Regions from separate parts of the Homo sapiens genome. Here regions 1, 2 and 3 are each linked to region 4. A link is a contact called in ENCODE Hi-C or POLR2A ChIA-PET data. All regions are on one chromosome and are shown on one strand. The core of a region is the stretch at or near the end of the contact, and the rest is flanking DNA. Distances in the headings are between cores, read along the strand shown. Region 1 overlaps EHF (ETS homologous factor). Region 2 overlaps ABTB2 (ankyrin repeat and BTB domain containing 2). Region 3 overlaps ABTB2 (ankyrin repeat and BTB domain containing 2). Region 4 holds the start of CAT (catalase).

Region 1 (5,055 bases), core at 287-2,786, 220 kb after region 4:
TCCACCGATTGTATTTTTCAATAGTCCTTCTTAAGATGGGCTCAGGAATCTTCTCTCCTTACCCTTCTGATCCTTGTTTGCTGCAGCTCCCCATTTCTATCCTGTGATTGTAACCCAGGCTGGAAAATGAGATCAATCACCCAGGCCCTAAAGAATCAATGCAGTCTCTGGGGTTGGTGTATTCATTGGGGTAATAGCCCTTCAGTAGGATAGTTAATTACAGCCTTATATGGGTCAGTTTCTTTCAGAATAGTTTATAGTCTCTACTGCATGGAAGCAGAACCCCGGAAAAACCTTGGTCATTTGCCTGAGTCTTTATTTTTCGAGCTCCCATGTAATTGAATGCAGTGAAATATCTTTCTATGTTTTAATGCTAGTTACCAGCTGAGCTAAGGCGAGGCCCAGCGTAAACTGATGCCCTCTGTGATAAACGCAGGTGGGGAAATAGGCTTTGTTTTGATTTCTCTGTCATCTGCCCATTTCATAAAATGCCCGCTGCCGGTGTCCTGTTCTGCTCGACAGTCCTCCAGCCTGTCATGCCAGCTCGGGCTTGATGTGTTTATCCACTGACTTGTTGAGCCTAAAGCTAGGGTGGCACGGTCTATTAGAACACTGAAATTTGTATATCCCGTAAAGAAATGGCTCACAGCTGAATCATATGCAAATGCTTCTAATCTTTGCTTCTTGCGAAGCAGCTTAGCTGAAGTCACGCTCTCTCACTTGCATCACAAACCTGTGGCTTGTTGCTGCCCCTGCCTGGACTGGATAGGACCTTGGCCTGGAGTGCCTGGGAGCCAAGCAAGAGAAAGCCAGGCTGGACAACTTCTCCAGGGCAAGCCATTATTTTATAAGAATGAATCACTTAACCACATGGCTAACTTCAAAGGTCTTGACTTTTATCCTAGGGCAGAAGAAGGACACATATTAAAGAGAGGTTAAAGATCAAAAGATATCAGTGGTAAAGCAGGCCAGTGATTCCACGGCTTACCCCTGCACACTGCAACAGGCAGAGAGGTCTGGAAGAAATTAGGTTCTTCTTTTGCCTTTGACTGCTTATTCCCCTTTATGATGATGGAAAGATTTTTATTTGGGGATTAAAAAAAGAACGTTCCTAGCTGGGTGGAGCCTAGCTTGGGTAAACGGCTGACAACTCAAAGAATATTTCCTCATGGTTTATCTAGTGTAGAGGTTTTAGAGTCCATGGACTGCTGCATGGGCCACAGCCCCCTGAAATTGTTGACAAAATTTCATGTGTACATATATGTGCATTTTTTTCTGAGGAGAGGGTCCAAGGTTTTCGTCTTATTCACAAAGGCACCTGAACTCTGAAGTAACTGATTCTAGATCAACTAGGAACCCACAAACAATAATTGAGGCCAATATACTGAGAGACTCTTGTATTTTTCTGAATTCAACTCCTGGCTCTGAAATAATGGCCCTGCATCCCTCCTGGATGTCATTTGAAAATGAGCTTTGCTTGTGGCCTGCTGGGTAAATGCCACTCTTTGTCTGCAGTACAACGTGGCCCTGTCAGAGTGATGTATCACTTGGAAACCGGGGTGGATGCCAGACCTGTCGCAATATTGTCACATCCTGATGGGATGTTGCAACCTCACCCTGCAACCTACAGGGAGGGAGAGTGAAGTCTCCTTGCATTTCCTGTGAATTTGTCCTCTCGGATTTCAGAGAAACCCAAGTCAGGTGCAGGCCCTGCTAGTGACAATGCCAGGAGAGAAATTCTTAACCAGGATGAGAGGTTTCTTGTTTACTGAGGTCTTATTAAATCCCTCTCTCCATCCTGCCATGACGTTTCGAGAAATTGCTGGGAACACTGAGTCTTGATTAGCTGGGTGATAAGATGGTTGAAAGGGCCCATGAACGTTGGGAAATATAGAATTGTCAGATTGAAATTATCTTTTCTACTAACAAGAGCATTACAGAAGTGAACCTGATTCTTGGCAAGAAAGGCTTGTGTGAAATCTGTTATGTGCAAAGGGAGATTATGTGCCGGCCACCATTTCTGGAAATGACATAGAATCATGGTTATGAGTAAAGCTTCTGGATTCAAACTGTTTGTGTTCATATCCTGGCTCCACATTCCAGCTGTGTGACTCTAGTCAAGTCATTTGACCCCTCTGTTTCTCAGATCCTCCACAGCTGAAAACTGTGGATCATATTAGTACCTGTGTCATAGAGTTATTGTGTGAATTAAATAAAGTGATTCATTTAAAGTGCTTAGTACAGTGCCTGGTACATAGTAAGTGCTCAATAAACAGTAGCTTTTTTTTCTTAACCAATTTAATTAGGAGCTAATGGCTGGCAGTTCATAGCTTTTTTGAATAATAGGCTTCTCCTGATAATTGAATGGATGCTGTGAACCCTCTCCCTTCATATATGGTTTCAGTCAGTCCAGGGGCCCTTGAAGGCCACACTGGGTCAGTGGACCCTAGTTTAGGAAGGGCACATGAAAGAGATCAGTTTTACTGGCCCAATTTCTTAAAATAATTGGCTTGTATTTAGGGACTACTTTGTATTAAAATTGGCTGATTTTTGAGTGTGAGAGTCTTTGTAAGATCTACTTTGGTCCTCCCAATACACACACACACACACACACACACATATACACACACACACTCACACTCACACACACACGGCTAGATCATTTAGTTTTCTTTCTGAGAAGAATTTTTATTTCCCAGGTCCGCCTCCATCATCTCCTCTTTGGTAATAGTCGCAGAGGTTGCCATAATGAGTCATTTGTTAAACTAATCTGTGTTTCCATAGTCCACTGTGGCCCTCTGTATTGAGCTTGGGCCACTCAATGGCGCCTTTGTCAGGCTGATTAAAATGTAACTTTGCATGCCAAAAAAGGGCACTCCTCTGGCTTAAAAGTCATCTTCCTTTGTTATAAATGTTTACATTTTTCTATTATGCTAAAAAAAAAAAACCACAAATTTTTCAATGATCTAAATCTTTCAATGGCTTCCATCTTTCTCAGAGTCATGTCCTTAAAAGTCCCATAAGGGATTAATGATCAGAACCTCAGCTCCTCCCTCTCTGCCTCTTACAGCATGCATATACCAAACACACATCAACCTCAGGGCCTTTGCACTTCTATGTTACACATGGAAGGCTGTTGCACAAGCTCTCTGCATGACCTTTTCCCTCATATCCTTTAGGTCGTGGAATCAGAGAGGTCTCCTATGACCACCTTGTATCAAATTGCAAATTATTCCCAAGTCCATACATCTATCTCCATTTCTTAACCTGCATCATTTTTCTCCATAGCATTTATCATCTCTGTTTTGTTTGGTTCACTAGCACATACTCAAAGGTGCCAGGCATGCAGTAGGTGCTCAGTAAATATTGTTTAAATGAGTGGATGCATGAATAAAAAAGAGAATTATAGGAAATAGGTCAATTAAACGCCTCTCATTTTTCTCCTTAGCAGAGTCACCTGATATGAAAAAGGAGCAAGACCCCCCTGCCAAGTGCCACACCAAAAAGCACAGTAAGTTGGCTGGCTTTCAGATGGCCTTTGGTCCTTCCCATCACATCGGGCACATCTGGAGGCCACTAGTTTTTTGGCAAATATCGCCTCTGTCTGCTGCCTTCATGTCTTCATCCCAAACAGGGTGGAGTGAGAAAATAGAGGCATCACTTGCTAGCAAAGTAAGCCCCCTCTGCAGCTGTTTCTCAAAGTGGAGCCCCACTGGACATTTCCTCCCTGTTCTGTCATATGTGCTCTAAAACTGAGACACCCAGTGCCTAAGAACTGCTTGCAGGCATGGGGTTGGCAATTTCCTCTCTCCCAGAAGAAAAGGGTGGGAAGAGGAGCGAGATAAGAAGAAACAGCTGAGATGTATCATCCTTTCTTTTGCTAAATGTTGGCCTCCTACCTTTGTGGAGTTACCATTCCAAGAAATGACTGTTTTTTCTTAAGATTCAACACTGCTCTTTGGGAGTTGGGTCTCCTTCAGTAATAAAATCTTATGAACATATACGAAATATCAGAGACATGGAATTGTGGGTGGAACACAGAAAGAAATCAAGATGGTATAATCTAGGCCTGTAATCCCACCACTTTGGGAGACTGAGGTGGGTGGATCACTTGAGCTCAGGAGTTCAAGACCAGCTTGGGAAACATGACGAGACCCCATCTCTACAAAAAAATACAAAAATTAGCTGGGCATGGTGGCACGTGCCTGTAGTCCCATCTACTTGGGAGACTGAGGCAGGAGGATTGCTTGAGCCAGGGAGGTCTAGGCTGTGATGAACTGTAATTGCACCACTGTACTCCAGCTTGGGCCACAGAGTGATATCCTGTCTCAGAAAAAAAAAAAAGGTATAATCCAGAAATTATGAGGAATTAGAATGTCTTTATCTGCTCTTTCACATAATCCCACAAAACCATATTAATGCAACCCCTCGAAAGGTGGGTGGGGTGGGGGTGGGGCATCAAAAATTCAGTGGGAGTAAAGTTGAATTTGGTTGATAATCTTATTGCAGTAGTGGCTTCATTTTCAAATTGGGTCCTCCAGTCCCTGCGTGACCACCCCTTTCCCTACCACCCTCATCTATTCTGGGAGTAAACATTCTAGACCCTTACTGATTTGCATTTGGCTGAAACACAGTTGCTGGGTCAAAGCAATTTAATTGGTTGAGATACTGGATAAAAGTGGTTGAGAGTTGCTCTCTGGGGAAGTAACAGGTTGAAGTGAACCCCAAGCAATTTGTGGATAATAACTAGAAGAAACTTCCCCCTGGCTTAGGAGACCTAAGACCTATTGCTTAGTCTTGGCTATGTCACTAGTTAGCTGTGTGATCCTGATCAAGTCACTTAAGTTCTCTGTGCCTCGGTTTCCTGATTTGTAAAATAAAATATTGTGCTAGTTTATTCTTAAATACCTTTTTAATGTCCAACATCTGGTGATTCTGCGATCCATCTTCCCTGACAAGTAGGGGAGAAATGAGTATCTCCTACTTGCAGGAAGATGACCTAACTCAATGCTCTCTGCCCTATCTTTGCTGTGACTTAGATCATTAGTAACCTGC
Region 2 (4,614 bases), core at 929-3,428, 190 kb before region 4:
CACATGCTGTAATCCCAGCTACTCAGGAGGCTGAGGCAAGAGATTCGCTTGAACCAGGGAGGCAGAGGTTGCAGTGAGCCGGGATCGTGCCATTGCACTCTAGCCTGGGCAACAAGAGCGAAACTCTGTCTCAAACAAACAAACAAAATGAAAGACACTCGCAACATGAATTTGCAAGTGGTCATGACTTGCACCCTCGTGAATGCGCAGCCTTGAGGGGAGCTGGGGTCAATGGGACCACCACTGAATCAATGACTGAAGCTCATGCCTTTAAGGACAAGCTTCAGAATCTGGCCCTGAACTGCAACTGTGGTCAGTGTAGGACGATATATGTATTAATGAAAAAGTTGGCAAGAAGTGGTGAAATAATAGCTTCACATAAAAATATCCAGAGCTGGCTGCAGGTTCTACAAAAGCAACAGCCGTAAAGTAGCTTTGACAAGAATATCCCCACCAAGGCTTCTCAAATAGTAGAAAGCACTTGGGGAATATCCTCTAGTACAATAGGGCCTAGAATGTTTACAAGAGGGCAGGCCTCCTGGCAGGTCATTTCATGACCTTCCAGAAAGGGGGAGGTCATTTGAGCTTGACCCCACTACCCCACTTGAACATCTAACTCGGAGCTTTGTCCCAGTTAAGTAAATATATGAAATGTCTTTTCTTTGTTGTTAGAGTCTTGCTCTGTTGCCGAGGCTGGAGTGCCGTGGTGTAATCACAGCTTACTGCAGCCTTGAACTCCTGGGTTCAAGTGATCCTCCTGCCACAGCTTCTGAGTGGCTGGGACTACAGATGTGCCACCATGCCTAGCTAAGTAAATATTTCTTCAGCATCCATCACTCTATAACATCAGGAGGGCTGAAGAAGCCCAGTTCACAGTCCTGTTCTCACAAAGCTTGTGGCCTGGCTGTGAAATGAGACCTTGCTGGTATAGAGTGGTCTACATGGCTCTGGCAGAATAACCCCAATGGTGCTCAGTGACTATAAAAGCATCCCTGGGGATCTGGTGACACCTTGAGCTGGTCCTGGAAGATAGAGCTGGGAAACTCAGGCAAAGATTGATAGGAGTTGGGATTCTAGGGAGGAGCCAAGGCAGAAAAGCACAAGCTGCCTTGGAACTGAAAGAACAGGGGTCTTGGAGAGCTGGGTGTTCTAAGAGCACAGAGGAGGGAAGGCTGGCAAGGTAGATGGAGGCTGAGGGTATCTAGGCATTAAGGACCTTGTATCTTCTGGCAATAAGTAGACATTGAAGGTTTCAGTGCAAGAGCAGGGGCAAATGAAGACTCCCCAGTTCTTCTTAAGGGGCCATAAGAGTCCTCTAGTACAACCAGACTGCAATCTGTAGGGCCAGGGAATCATCCCCAGCACCCATGAAGATGTCTGGCATGTAGTGCATATGCAATAAATACTTGCTCAACAAAGTGACGATAAATGTGAATCTTGAAATCTCTTCCTTCCTTGCCCAAATAGCTTAGTTTCTCATGGGAGAAAACAAGTGGAATTTATTGACATCAAATGGCAGGGTTGTGGCCAACTGCAACAATTTTTCAAACAAACCCTAGGATAAGCTTTCTGCAGAAACAGAGATAAAACTTCATCCTGAAAGAGGAGCGATGCATGTGGAAAGTGAACAGACATGGCAGAAAGACGCTTCATCATTCTAGTCTCCAGAGCAATTCCTCCCAATCCTCAGAAGCCTTCACTAAGTTTCCCTCCCTGAGAGAGAGAGCACCAACCCCAAACTTCTTTCTGCGGCTACAAATGCTCTGCTCCCTCTAATAAAGCTAAAGTTGCCATTACTGAGATCCTACCAGGTGTGTAAGGCACTTTGCAAATTACCTTCTGCCTATTTAATCCTCAGAATAACTAGGGGGGTAGAAACCATCATTGCCATTTTACATATGAGAAAACCGAGGTTCAGAGAGGTTAAGTAACTTGCCCAAGGAAGCACAGCTAGTTAAAGGCAAAGCAAGACTCACATCCAGGTCTGTCTGCCATCAAACATGTGTTTTTACCCCTATATTTACTCCTCCTTCTGATCTCTCAGGCTACACCCATGGAGTTGGCAGGTAGAAGCTGGTGGGCTAAGAGATAAATCTTCTACCCTGGCTTCTTAATAGGGGCTGGCCTGGCTGTTGTAAAGGGGAAGTAGGAGGAGCCTCTCAGAGGCAAGGAGAATGGCTCCTCCCATATTCTGTGACAACCAACACCAAAATAGAGCGGGTGAGGCTGCCCATGGGCGTGGGCTCTGCACCCTGATTTCAGAGGGCATCACTCAGCTGTGAATCATGCCTTAGTGACAGGCAAGGAGCCTGCTCAGACAGCGCTGACACTGATTCTGCTCTGGCTGAGTGACAGCCCCAGGGGAAGAGGCGGGGCTCATCTCCAAAGGGGGACCACACAGAGAAATACAGCCAGAAACACAGCTCCCGACACTGTCTCAGGCACCAGTGAAATGCTAGGGTGGCTGGCTCTGTTAAAGGGACCCTGTCCTCCTCCTTCCCCTGGGCCAACTGTTGACCGGTGTCCATGCCATGCCCAGCAGGATGTCAGCTATGCTGGGGGAAGCCGCGCACTCTCTGAGCTATAAGAGAGTACATGGAGGGTTCTTTACTTTCTCTCATTATCTGACGTGCATTTGTGTAAGACTCCTGAACTTTTTTTTATTTGCTGGGACCAGGTGCAATGCAAAAAGGTGAGTATGTTCTTCAAGTCAGAGCACTACACAGATATAAGGAATTACAGTAAAGAAAGTTAAAATGGAGTGGAGGACACAACTGTTCCTCAGGAAACAACTAAAGCAGAATGTGAGGCTATCTACAGAGACATGAGGAGTGATTCACCGCAGACTAAAAAAACAGGAGCTTGAACGATAGAAAAAGATCCAAATCATTCCTGGTATTGTTTTCCTCTTGTGCTCACTGGAAATCTGCAGCCAGTGGAGGAGACTTTCCTCACCCAGTCCCATCCTGGGAGTCACAGTGTTTAGGGCACTCAGGGATCTAAGCTGCCAAAGTCAGCCCCACCCCACTCCCATCCCCTCCACCCAGGGGCTTGCAATCCCAGGGAAGAGGAGAGTTTCATGAAAGCTGCAAAACTCACAGCAAGGCCCGGATGGTGGTTCGGAGTTCATGCTCCAGGGGTTCATGAGGCTGAGCTGAAAGGAAGTCACCTGACACAGCATGAGCCCCCACACCAGAGCTGGCCAGAGCCCCACGACTCCATGCCTGGGAAAGCCGTGGCAGGAGTGACAGCGAGGAGGCCAGATGCACGAGCCTCTTCCTGAACCATCGCATCTCCCCACTTCCTATCAGCCTTTTCTTTGGACTGGCCCCATCTCTTCCCTGGCTTGGGGCTGACTTCCCTTTAGGAATAGGTGTCTTTGGAGCATCCAGGCAGCTGATAATGACCACTGCTTAACCAGCCCTCCTCAGTCACAGGGGGAGAGTGCCATCTGGACATCATGACCTCCCCACCACCGCTGGGCATGACCCTAAGAGAAAGACTAGATTCCTAACCTGTGCTAGGGCATCTCCTGTGCCACTCCCCCAACCCTCCAACCTGCCTGAAAGAGAGGAGAGCAGGGAGAGAGAATGGGGGGAAGGGTGGGGCCAGGAGGGGGATTGGGAGACAGCCTCCTGGTCCTGGTCCAGCACCTTCCTGAGGCTTAGAAGCTCTCCTGCCCTGGGGCTCCCCTACTTCAAATAATCCTCTCCTGTCTTATTTTCCACCTTCTACTCAAACATGTTTTTATAACGTGCAACCACCAGAGACCTCCCTAACCTAGTACCAGGGCCAACTGGACTCCCAGCTGGGCCAGAGGAGGCTGGGGGACCTCCTGGGAGCTTGGACACCTGGGCCTCTCCTGCCCAACCCAGGTGGCTGTCACCTGGCCTGCACATGGCTCAGGGCCCGATTCCACCCCTCCACCCCCAGGAGGAAGAGCTGCTTTGGCAGCTGCCCTTGGTGGAGAAACCTACGTGTGCTAGCCCCTAGGTCCCCTCTTCTGTTTTCCAGCAAATCCCCATCTCCACCTGGGAAAGGCTCAGTCCAAGTGATCTCCTCAATGCTCCTCCCAGAGGATGGCAAGGCTGCTCTATGCCACACCAGAAGCCCCAGCTCCTCCAGGTGGAAAGCACAGGAGAGTCTGGGAGAATCTCCACCCCCTTCTCCCATCTCACACCCGTCCCTGGGTCACTTGCCATCTCCACAGGCCCAGAGGCCTCACCTGGGCCAGAAGACACACTAGAGGCCTGGGATTCTTCTCTCTTCTTCCTTCAGAGTGACAGGGAGCACTGTTCATGTCGGCAACTCCTGTGGCCCCTGCCCTGTTGCAGACAGACCTGCACAGCTCTGAGAAGCCAGCCCCACTCATTAAATTAATTAAATTCCTGCTTTCAAGGCTGGGCACAGTGGCTCATGCCTGTAATCCCAGCACTTTGGGAGGCCAAAGCGGGCAGATCACAAGATCAGGAGTTCAAGACCAGCCTGGCCAGCATAGTGAAACCTCATCTTTACTAAAAATACAAAAATTAGCCAGGCATGGTGGCACACTCTTGTAATCCCAGCTACTCGGGAGGCTGAGGCAGGAGAATCCCTTGACCCCGGGAGGCGGAG
Region 3 (4,521 bases), core at 308-2,807, 220 kb before region 4:
CAAGAGAGCGAGACGCCATCTCAAAAACAAACAAACAAAACTAGACAGCCCCACAAGTGTGGCAAATTTGGAATCCCCACTGGGAATGCTGGCTCAGTGGCACTTTGGTGATTCATCTATGGTAAATATCAGTTCTGACACAGACCCAGAGGATGACTATTAGGTGCCTGTAAGAAAACTAGCAGGGATGCTACATTGCTGTTTAATTTTTTTGAAGCAAAAACTTAATAAAATGCCATCTGCTCACTGCCATTTCTCCTCTTTGCAAAAGAGTATAAAATAAAGCCAGTGTAACCAAGCAGATCAATTTCAGGAAATTAAACCTAAAGGTGAACCCTGGAAAAACCAGTGCAATAGTCACAACATTGGGCAATGTGGGGCAGAAAACTAACATTCGAGCTACTGAGCTTTTTCCTGTGGAAAAATATCTCTGTGTTATTTAGAATACTTTTTAAGAGATTCTGGGTGGCCTCTCTCCAAAGTATTGATGTAACACATGAAGAACTTAGTGACCCAGGGAGCATGAGTCTTGGAACTACTGCCTCTTTGAAAAGAACAGTCCGCCACATGACCACGGTCCTTTGTCATACGCTGTCCTTGACCCGCAGTGGGTGAGCACACTAATTCCTGTAAGCCAATGACAACACAGAGCCACTTTTCTATTAAGGCAGCACATTCAAAACACACACACACACACACACACACACACACACACACAAAGTAAATGGAGAAATTAAGGATGGAGATGAAGCAGTCGTAGACTCAGTACCTTAAATATCAGCCTTCTTCTCAACAGCCACTAAAAGAGTGGTTCGCTTGATGCTAGGGTCATAAAAATGCTTTCTGCCCTACTATGCTTTCCAAACTTTTTATAATGAATATGGCTTACTGGCATAGGAACAATGACTGTTTTGAGCAATATGAGAGAGGGGATGAGATGTAATCAGAGGCAGAGGAGGGTGACAAAATGTTTCTTCTGAGCAAAGAACACCCATAATTTGAATTATGGTATAACATTTGTTATCTGAAATTAAATTTTTAGATAAAGGAAAAAGTGAATGTTAAAAATACCACTTTTTTTTTTTTTTTTTTTTTTTTAAAGTCAGGTTCTTGCTCTGTCTCTCAGGCTGGAGTGCAGTGGTGCAATCTCAGCTCACTGCAACCTTCACCTGCTGGGCTCATGCCATCCTCCCACTTCAGCCTCCCGAAGTGCTGGGATTACAGGTGTGGGCCACTGCACCCAGCCAAAACTATCGCTATTATCTTGTTACCTATAAAGAGCCTAGAATTTATTTCTGCATGGTATACTTTTAGATGATTCTTCTCCCATTATTCTTCATACTTTTTAACAAAACTAATATTACAATTATTATGAGCTCATGGAGGTTAAAAGAAAAAGGTACATGAAAGGAAAACCTGGTTGTTTTATAGAAATTTTACCAAAAAATGAGGGGGTACTGCTTTTGGAAGAAACTCAGGGAGAACCCATTCTAAATTGCTAACCAGTAGATGAGACATTGTCTGCATGCCTCATTCCAAGTATCTATCATCTGGCCCCTTCGCCTGGCCCCAGGTGGTGGTGACTCAGGCACTGCATCACCAGTGGGACTTTCTGTGGCATCTTGCTGATGCTCTGCCCTGCCGTGTACCTACTGCTCTGAGCCTGTGTGATCATTCTACAGCTACAGTGGCCGAATCACCACTGGTGGGATGCTGCCATTGCTGGGCAGGGGGTGAGGGAGGGAGAGGAGGCAAAGCCAGCGCAGGGAGTGACAGCTGAGCTGCATCCTTCCCCTGCTAGGGATCAGTGCTGCCAGGGACAGAAAGAGGGCAGTGGGTGTGACCTCTCAGTGCCAGCTCAGAGAGGAAGAAAGGGATCAAAAGGGCACAAACACAAGTCTCTCCTTGAGAGTTTAAGGAAAAGATGCAAACATCACAAGGCCCAGGGCAGATGGCCAAGATGTTTATTAACAGAACATGAGTATATTCATCAGAGAATATTCATCAGAGATTTACTGCACTGGAGTCCTGCTTATAAACATAACCTGCTTCAATCAGCTTCGGTTCCAATTCCAAAAGGGATTGATCATTAGACTCTTCAGACAATTAAAGGGCATGAGTCAGAGCAATGAGGTTCAAAACCCAGCTCTGCCACTTACTAGCTGTGTGACTCTGGACTAGTTACTTGAGCTCTCTGAGCCACAATTTGTTTCTCTGGATAATAGGCCTAATCATACTTCCTAATTCACAAGATTGAGCATTAAAACAGGTTTTGTAAATAAGCACTTAGCAAAAGGCTTGGCACACAGTAAAGCATATAGTAAATAAAAATATTTTTATTAATAGCCTGATTCCTAGGGCTGATGGCTTCAAGACAAAGAAGTCATCAGATACTATATAAAAGTTATTGTCACTATTAGGAAGGAGGGATAGACCCAAGGCCACTCGATTCTGTTATTTTCTTAAAGGCCACTAGGATCCACAGTGATTTAAAAAAAAATTGTGATTTACTCACCACAGATGGCTCATTTATTCTGCATTCATTCACTCATTTATTCAACAACTGTGTAATGATTACCTAATAATACACCAGAAGCAGCTATGCTCTGGGGATATGAAAGTGAATGGGGGTCCCTACCCTCATGAAGTTGGCAGTCTAGTGGAGGAGGGAAGACAGTATGCCAGCCAAATAAATATTGGATACAAAGGGCTGTGATGCAGTCAGCACAAGGAATCCAAACTAAGGATCTCTAAGCCAGACTACCTAGGCTTGGTGGTCAAGGAAGGCTTCCTGGAAGAAGGGACACCTCAGTTGATGATGAGCAGGTATCAGTCTGCTCTGAAAATCCTCTGTGCTCTGCCTATTCATCCCTCCCTGCCCAACCCCTGGCAACCACTGATCTTTTTACTGTCTCCATAGTTTTGCCTTTTTAAGAATGTCATATAGTTGGAATCATACTATACATGGCCCTTTCTGATTGGCTTCCTTTACTTAGAAATATACATTCAAGGCCGGGTGCAGTGGCTCACACCTGTAATCCCAGAACTTTGGGAGGCCGAGCCAGGCAGATCACTTGAGGTCAGGAGTTCAAGAGCAGCCTGGCCAACATGGTAAAACCCCATCTCTACTAAAAATACTAAAATTAGCCAGGCGTGGTGGCAGGTGCCTGTAATCCCAGCTACTCAGGAGGCTGAGGCAGGAGAATCACTTGAATCCGGGAGGCAGGAGGTTGTAGTGAGCTGAGATTGTGCTGTTGCACTCCAGCCTGAGCAACAAGAGCGAAATTCCATCTCAAAAAGAAAAAAAGAAAGAAAAGAAATATACATTTAAGTTTCCTCCATGTCTGCATGGCTTGATATTCCAGAAGCAGGGCTTGGACATCAGACCAAATTGAGGACTAGCTAAAACAGGTCCCGGGCAGAAGCAGCTTTCCATTAAGACACGCCCACCAGTGTGCCATGGTTGGTTTACCATTTCCATGGCAACACCTAGATGTTCCTGCCTCTTTCCGTGGCAATGACCTGATAACCTGGAAGTTACCAACCTCATCCTAGAAATTTCTGCACGAGCCACCCCTTAATTTGCATATAATTAAAAGTGGGTACAAATATTACTGTACTAGTAGTACGGAACTGCCTCTAAGCTGTTATTCTGGACACACTGCCTATGGGATACCCCTGACCCACAAGGAATAGTACCTTTGCTGCTGCTGTAAACTGCCACTTCAATAAAAGCTGTTTAACACCACTGGCTCACCCTTGAATTATTTCCTAGGCGAAGCCAACAACTCTCCTGGGATAAGTCCTAATTTTGAGGTTTGCCTGTCGTGCATCATCAGCTTATTTCTTTTTAGCTCTGATAATATTCCATTGTCTGGATGTACCACAGTTTATCTATCCATTCACATATTGAAGGACATCTTGGTTGCTTCCAAGTTTGGCAATTCTTAATAAACCTGCTATAAATAACTGTGCACAGGTTTTTGTGTAGATATAAGTTTTTTTTGTTTTGTTTTGTTTTCAGACAGAGTCTCACTCTGTCACCCAGGCTGGAGTGCAGTGGTGTGATCCTGGCTCACCACAATCTTCGCCTCCTGGGTTCAAGCGATTCTCCTGCCTCAGCCTCCCGAGTAGCTGGCCTTACAGGCACCTGCCACCATGACTGGCTAATTTTTGTGTTTTTAGTAGAGACGGGGTTTCTCCATGTTGGCCAGGCTGATCTTGAACTCCTAACCTCAAATGATCTGCCTGCCGCGGCCTCCCAAAGTGTTGGGACTACAGGCATGAGCCACCGTGCCCAGCAGATAAAAGTTTTTAACTCCTTTGGGCAAATACTAAGGAATGCAGTTGCTGAATTGTATTGGTATCATATACCTATGAGTAACTAAGGAACTGCCAAATTGTCTTCCAAAGTGGCTGAACCATTTTGCATTCCCACCAGCAATGCATGAGAGTTCCTGTTGTTCCACATCCTCACCAGCATTTGGTGGTATCAGTGTTCTGGATTCTGGCCACTCTAAG
Region 4 (4,658 bases), core at 2,075-4,574:
GCGATTCTCCTGCCTCAGCCTCACGTGCAGCTGGGACTACAGGCAAGAGCCACCACGCCCAGCTAATTTTTGTATTTTTAGCAGAGACAGGGTTTTGCCATGTTGACCAGGCTGGTCTTGAACTCCTGACCTCAAGAGATCCACCTGTCTTGGCCTCCCAAAGTGCTGGGATTACAGGCATGAGCCACCAGGCCTGGCCTATGTTTCCTTTTTTTGCAAACACCAGATCAGTAGCGTGGCACGTAAGGCCGAGGCGGGAAAAGGCACATCCATGTTCTTCTCCTTAGCATAGCTCATGCTATGGCCATCACCAGACACCAGAGGACATCTGGGTTGCCTCCTCCCAAGTAGGCAATTATTCATATTAAAGCGGGAAAGATATGGTGCAGCCAAATAGGCAGAGCAGAAGGTATGTGCTGCTACTGCATATAACACCACTGCTACTTTTTAAAGCAAATCCCACCTTCTTCTTTGGCTTGCTCAAGCCTGTTCCACAGTGAACAGGAGTCATGGAGCTGTGGTGATGTTTATTCTCTTCTCTTAAAGCCAACAGCCAATACTGAATTGTAACTCTCTTTGTTTCTTGTTGTGTTCTTTTCTCTTCCTTTTTGCCTAACTCTGAATTTACCTCACAAGGCCACTGTGAAGAGAATGAAACTGAAATATGTAGAACATTCTCGGCCTCTCTGAGGATGGGTGGAATCAGAACAGAGTAATTACCCCTTGTGCTGTCTTGTATGCCTGTCATCCAACAACACATGATGTTCATTCTCTCCATTCTTTTCTTGCAATACTGATGAAATAAAATTTGTCTATAAAGATTCCTAGCTGAGTACTCAAATGTTTTTCTTGAACATTTGTTACATGGTCTACTTTGCAAGCTTGGTTTCAAATTTGTTGATACCAGGATTAATAACAGTATGTCTTGTGCCAGTATATTTTATTTTCATTGAGTTCTGAAAATTGACTTCAGAGAACAGCATTTTTAAAATAACATTTTTATTTATATCAATAAAAATACCCATGAATTCATATGACTAAAATATTAAAACCTAGAACCCAATTTGTTTACCTAACCAATCACTTGCAATTACCTTTAGGTAATTGTATTGGTTTGGTTTCAAGTATTTTTTAACTAGGGCTGATTTTAAGAAGTGTTTTCATTTAAGCTGTAATTATAGTCGATAGAACTTCCACCTAATATGTGACTTTTTTTAATTTTTAATTTTTTTGAGATGAAGCCTCACTCTGTCACCCAGGCTGGAGTGCAGTGGCACAATCTTGGCTCACTGCAACCTCCGCCTCTTGGGTTCAAGTGATTCTCTCGCCTCAGCCACCTGAGTAGCTGAGACTACAGGCGTGTGCCACCACGCCCAGCTAATTTTTGTATTTTTAGCAGAGGTGGGGTTTTACCATGTTGGCCAGACTGGTCTCGAACTTCTGGCCACAAGTGATCCGCCTGCCTCGGCCTCCCAAGGTGCTGGGATTACAGGCGTGAGCCCCCGCACCCAGCCTCCTATGTAACATTATAAATTTATTGTCATTACTTGTAAGCCTGCCCTTTATTTTAAAATACAAGATATGACAAGATCAGAAACCAGTCTTGTTTCTCCATTTCTTTCTCTAGAAATAATTCTTTAGGAATTCAAATCCATAGTAACAAAAACAAAGGAAAAAAAAACATGCTTTTTTTTATATAATGAATAAAGGTTAAGAAATGACTCCAGGTCTCTTATTTATTTTGTTGATATTTGTGTTGGTTAGTTAAGAAGATGATTTGCTCGATTATTTCAACATTTATTTATTCAACAAACTGTGGACTTTGGAGATGAACAGCTGAAGCTAGAATCCTGACTATCCCTTAATAGCTGTGTAACTTTGGGCAAGTTATTTAACCTCCCTATACCTCTGTTTCCTAATCTGTAAAATGAAGATAATATTAGTATCTAACTCATAGGGTTGTTGGGAGGGTTAACTAAGCAAATATACAAAAAGCTGAGAATAGTCCCTGGTATATAGTAAGTGCTCAATAAATTATGGATGGGAGGATCCTGACCCACATGGAGTTTACAGTCTTGGCAGTATGGATCGGGCAGGTAGAAAAAGACACCAAATTACACAGCCAACAGCATCTTTATAATTGTTTTTAATATAGGAAAAGTATAGGGTGCTAAAGATCAATTTGTGGCTTTCTTTTCCAATGAACTGCTAAAGTTCCACTTTTATGCCCAAGATTCTTATCATACTTTTGTAAGATCAAGAACAACATGTGAAGTTTCCACTATTATATATCCACCCATTATATGTAGTTGTACTGGAAAAAATTAAAAGCTGATAACTTTTAATTTGAAGATGATGGTATATACTATGTATATATATTAAGGTGCTTAAAGATAAATCCTAGCACCTGAGGAGGTGTAGAAATCATTCAAACTCTTTGATTACAATGACAAACTAGTCAGTAACTTACTAAATATTGTACTATATATTACTAAGTATTTTACTCTTCAACATAGCTTTTTAAAGACACAAAGCTTTTCAAAATTCCTGCTTACCTGGGGGTAAAATTTGGGGAAGCAGATTTCTCCAGTGTTTAAAGAAGCCAATTTGGCAGTGTACCAGAGTTGAATACATTTTTCCCATCACAAGGGAATACATTTTTCCCATCTAAGTTAAGTTGTTTTTCTCTGGTAAAGGAGGAAATCAACACCCATCTGTACGGAGATAAACGTTTCAGAGTGTTTTTATATTAAATAATTAGTATACTAGTCTAGTAAGTGATAATCCACGAATAAGTTAAGAAGAGCTAAGAAAGAAAAAGAAAAGCATCCATCCATCCTTTGGTTGCAAATAATACTTACATTAGCGTATGGCAAAATTTAATTTTGTACAGAGTAATTTAACCCAGGATTGCTGACTTTTTAAGAGCTGAGAAAGCATAGCTATGGAGCGCAAGGCCCCACCCAGCAGGGTCTAAGTATTCCGTCTGCAAAACTGGCAGGCCACCAACGGCCGCGTCCCAGGGCGGCCTGAAGGATGCTGATAACCGGGAGCCCCGCCCTGGGTTCGGCTATCCCGGGCACCCCGGGCCGGCGGGGCGAGGCTCTCCAATTGCTGGGCCAGAGCGGGACCCTTCCTTTCCGCACCCTCCTGGGTATCTCCGGTCTTCAGGCCTCCTTCGGAGAGCCCTGCTCCGAGCCCATTGGGCTTCCAATCTTGGCCTGCCTAGCGCCGAGCAGCCAATCAGAAGGCAGTCCTCCCGAGGGGGCGGGACGAGGGGGTGGTGCTGATTGGCTGAGCCTGAAGTCGCCACGGACTCGGGGCAACAGGCAGATTTGCCTGCTGAGGGTGGAGACCCACGAGCCGAGGCCTCCTGCAGTGTTCTGCACAGCAAACCGCACGCTATGGCTGACAGCCGGGATCCCGCCAGCGACCAGATGCAGCACTGGAAGGAGCAGCGGGCCGCGCAGGTACACTCTGTGCTCCCCGAGCGGGCCCGAAGGTCCGTTTAGAAAGCGGGGGCGTCGGCAAGTAAAGGCCCGGCTTCCCCCGGGGCGGCGCTTGGAGGGACTGTACCGCGGCTCACTGGGCAGGGGGGATCCCCTTCGGTGCAGACGGACTTTTACATTCGCCGAAGCAGGGGAGGGGGGTCCGGGTAGTGGGGCGCGGGACTGCAGGCTTTGTTGTCCGCGACAGGCTCGGGTGGTTGCTTCAGAATTTTGCACTTTTGCCAACTGGGACAGAGGTCGCAGCTTGAGGACAGATTGAGGGCTCATGGGGAAAGAGGCAGAGAGCTGCAGCTGCAAGGAAGTCAGTGAGGGGAGAAGTGGAACCAGGCTCTAATGGTGCCCTTCTTGAAATACTGTTTACACGCTTTCATAGTTGTGGGGTCCCAGCAGGGCAGGGATTGTGTTTTACAATCTTGAGGTCTCCAGCACCAGTCACAGTGACTGGTACGTACTATGCACATTATTAAACGACTAAATAAAAGAACTTTTACATTCATTGTCTCATTTGCACTTCAAAATGTCAAGCCTAGCATTTTAGAGCTGGGGGGTGACATTAGGGATTGATTAATGCGTTTATTCTATTCTTTGAGCACCTGTAGGTGCTAGGCACTGTTCGGGGCAAGGTGTACAAATTCCAGTGCGGCAAGAACAACACCCTTGAGAAGCTGAGAGTCTAGTCTGGGAGACGAGACACATAAACAGATGATTACACTCCAGCGTGGTGAGGGCTCTAATAGAGGTTATCTGTAGAATGTAGAGGGAGTGACCAGGTGGGCCGGACAAAGCAGGTGACATTTGAACAGGAATTTTTTTAAATGAGTAGGATTTTAACTTGGTGGTGGGGGAGGCATTCCTGGCCTGTGCCCACGGCTGCAGAGTCTCAGAGGGCATCTATGAGGAGGTTGGATTAGATGAGACCACATCTGGTCTGAGTCTACTGTTGGCAGATTGGCCCAGGGAGTCTAAAGGTCTTGCCCTGTTCCCTGGCTGCTGGTTAATGGTAGACAGAGGACTGCAGCCCTGTTTTCCCTATTCTGCCTAGTGCTCTTGCTCAAAACTCAGGTTCGTGAACTGGGGTATTAATGCTAAGTGCTCATGGATTGCTTTAATGGTTCCCTGTTTGGGAAAAGGCTGCCATTCTCCTCCAAG

Evidence for each region. A loop is a pair of places that touch in the nucleus more often than their neighbours do. ChIA-PET counts read pairs that join two places held with the same protein, here RNA polymerase II (POLR2A). Pooled maps may share reads with other maps.
Region 1: a map of naive thymus-derived CD4-positive, alpha-beta T cell shows a loop between it and region 4 (5-fold over the local background). The contact joins the enhancer-like site here to the promoter of CAT in region 4. A Hi-C loop is called at or near these places in 2 of 168 maps with a recorded cell type or tissue (CD8-positive, alpha-beta T cell and naive thymus-derived CD4-positive, alpha-beta T cell), 3 of 37 single-sample maps with no recorded cell type and 13 of 50 pooled maps. POLR2A ChIA-PET finds 5 or more read pairs at or near these places in 3 of 52 experiments (A549, GM12878 and activated B cell).
Region 2: a map of B cell shows a loop between it and region 4 (12-fold over the local background). The contact joins the enhancer-like site here to the promoter of CAT in region 4. A Hi-C loop is called at or near these places in 6 of 168 maps with a recorded cell type or tissue (B cell, CD4-positive, alpha-beta T cell, CD8-positive, alpha-beta T cell and 3 more), 10 of 37 single-sample maps with no recorded cell type and 13 of 50 pooled maps. POLR2A ChIA-PET finds 5 or more read pairs at or near these places in 2 of 52 experiments (OCI-LY7 and activated CD4-positive, alpha-beta T cell).
Region 3: a loop to region 4 is called in a pooled map, with 5 times the contacts of the local background. The contact joins the enhancer-like site here to the promoter of CAT in region 4. A Hi-C loop is called at or near these places in 5 of 50 pooled maps. POLR2A ChIA-PET finds 5 or more read pairs at or near these places in 4 of 52 experiments (Panc1, WTC11, activated T-cell and 1 more).

The regions. Positions count from the first base shown.
Region 1 is chr11:34,653,460-34,658,514 of GRCh38, forward strand. EHF (ETS homologous factor) reads left to right here. Exons shown (of 9, transcript NM_012153.6): 7 at 3,449-3,511. Among named protein-coding and RNA genes, the nearest start is that of EHF, 35 kb to the left of the region's middle. Within about 2 kb of position 1,537, at least 21 of the 41 ENCODE cell types and tissues checked have a DNase peak (open chromatin) inside an H3K27ac peak, as active enhancers do.
Region 2 is chr11:34,248,998-34,253,611 of GRCh38, forward strand. All of the region lies in intron 1 of ABTB2 (ankyrin repeat and BTB domain containing 2), which reads right to left. Among named protein-coding and RNA genes, the nearest start is that of ABTB2, 110 kb to the right of the region's middle. RefSeq lists a silencer at 2,185-2,479. Within about 2 kb of position 2,179, at least 13 of the 41 ENCODE cell types and tissues checked have a DNase peak (open chromatin) inside an H3K27ac peak, as active enhancers do; they include B cell and ascending aorta, where a contact is called at or near this core.
Region 3 is chr11:34,213,459-34,217,979 of GRCh38, forward strand. The region is part of intron 1 of ABTB2 (ankyrin repeat and BTB domain containing 2); the gene reads right to left. Among named protein-coding and RNA genes, the nearest start is that of NAT10, 110 kb to the left of the region's middle. Within about 2 kb of position 1,558, at least 7 of the 41 ENCODE cell types and tissues checked have a DNase peak (open chromatin) inside an H3K27ac peak, as active enhancers do; they include Panc1, where a contact is called at or near this core.
Region 4 is chr11:34,435,610-34,440,267 of GRCh38, forward strand. It overlaps CAT (catalase), which reads left to right and starts at 3,325. Exons shown (of 13, transcript NM_001752.4): 1 at 3,325-3,470. The coding sequence starts at 3,405. It overlaps LOC105376622 (a long non-coding RNA gene), which reads left to right. Exons shown (of 3, transcript XR_931180.3): 3 at 637-713. RefSeq lists enhancers at 3,138-3,187, 3,358-3,657.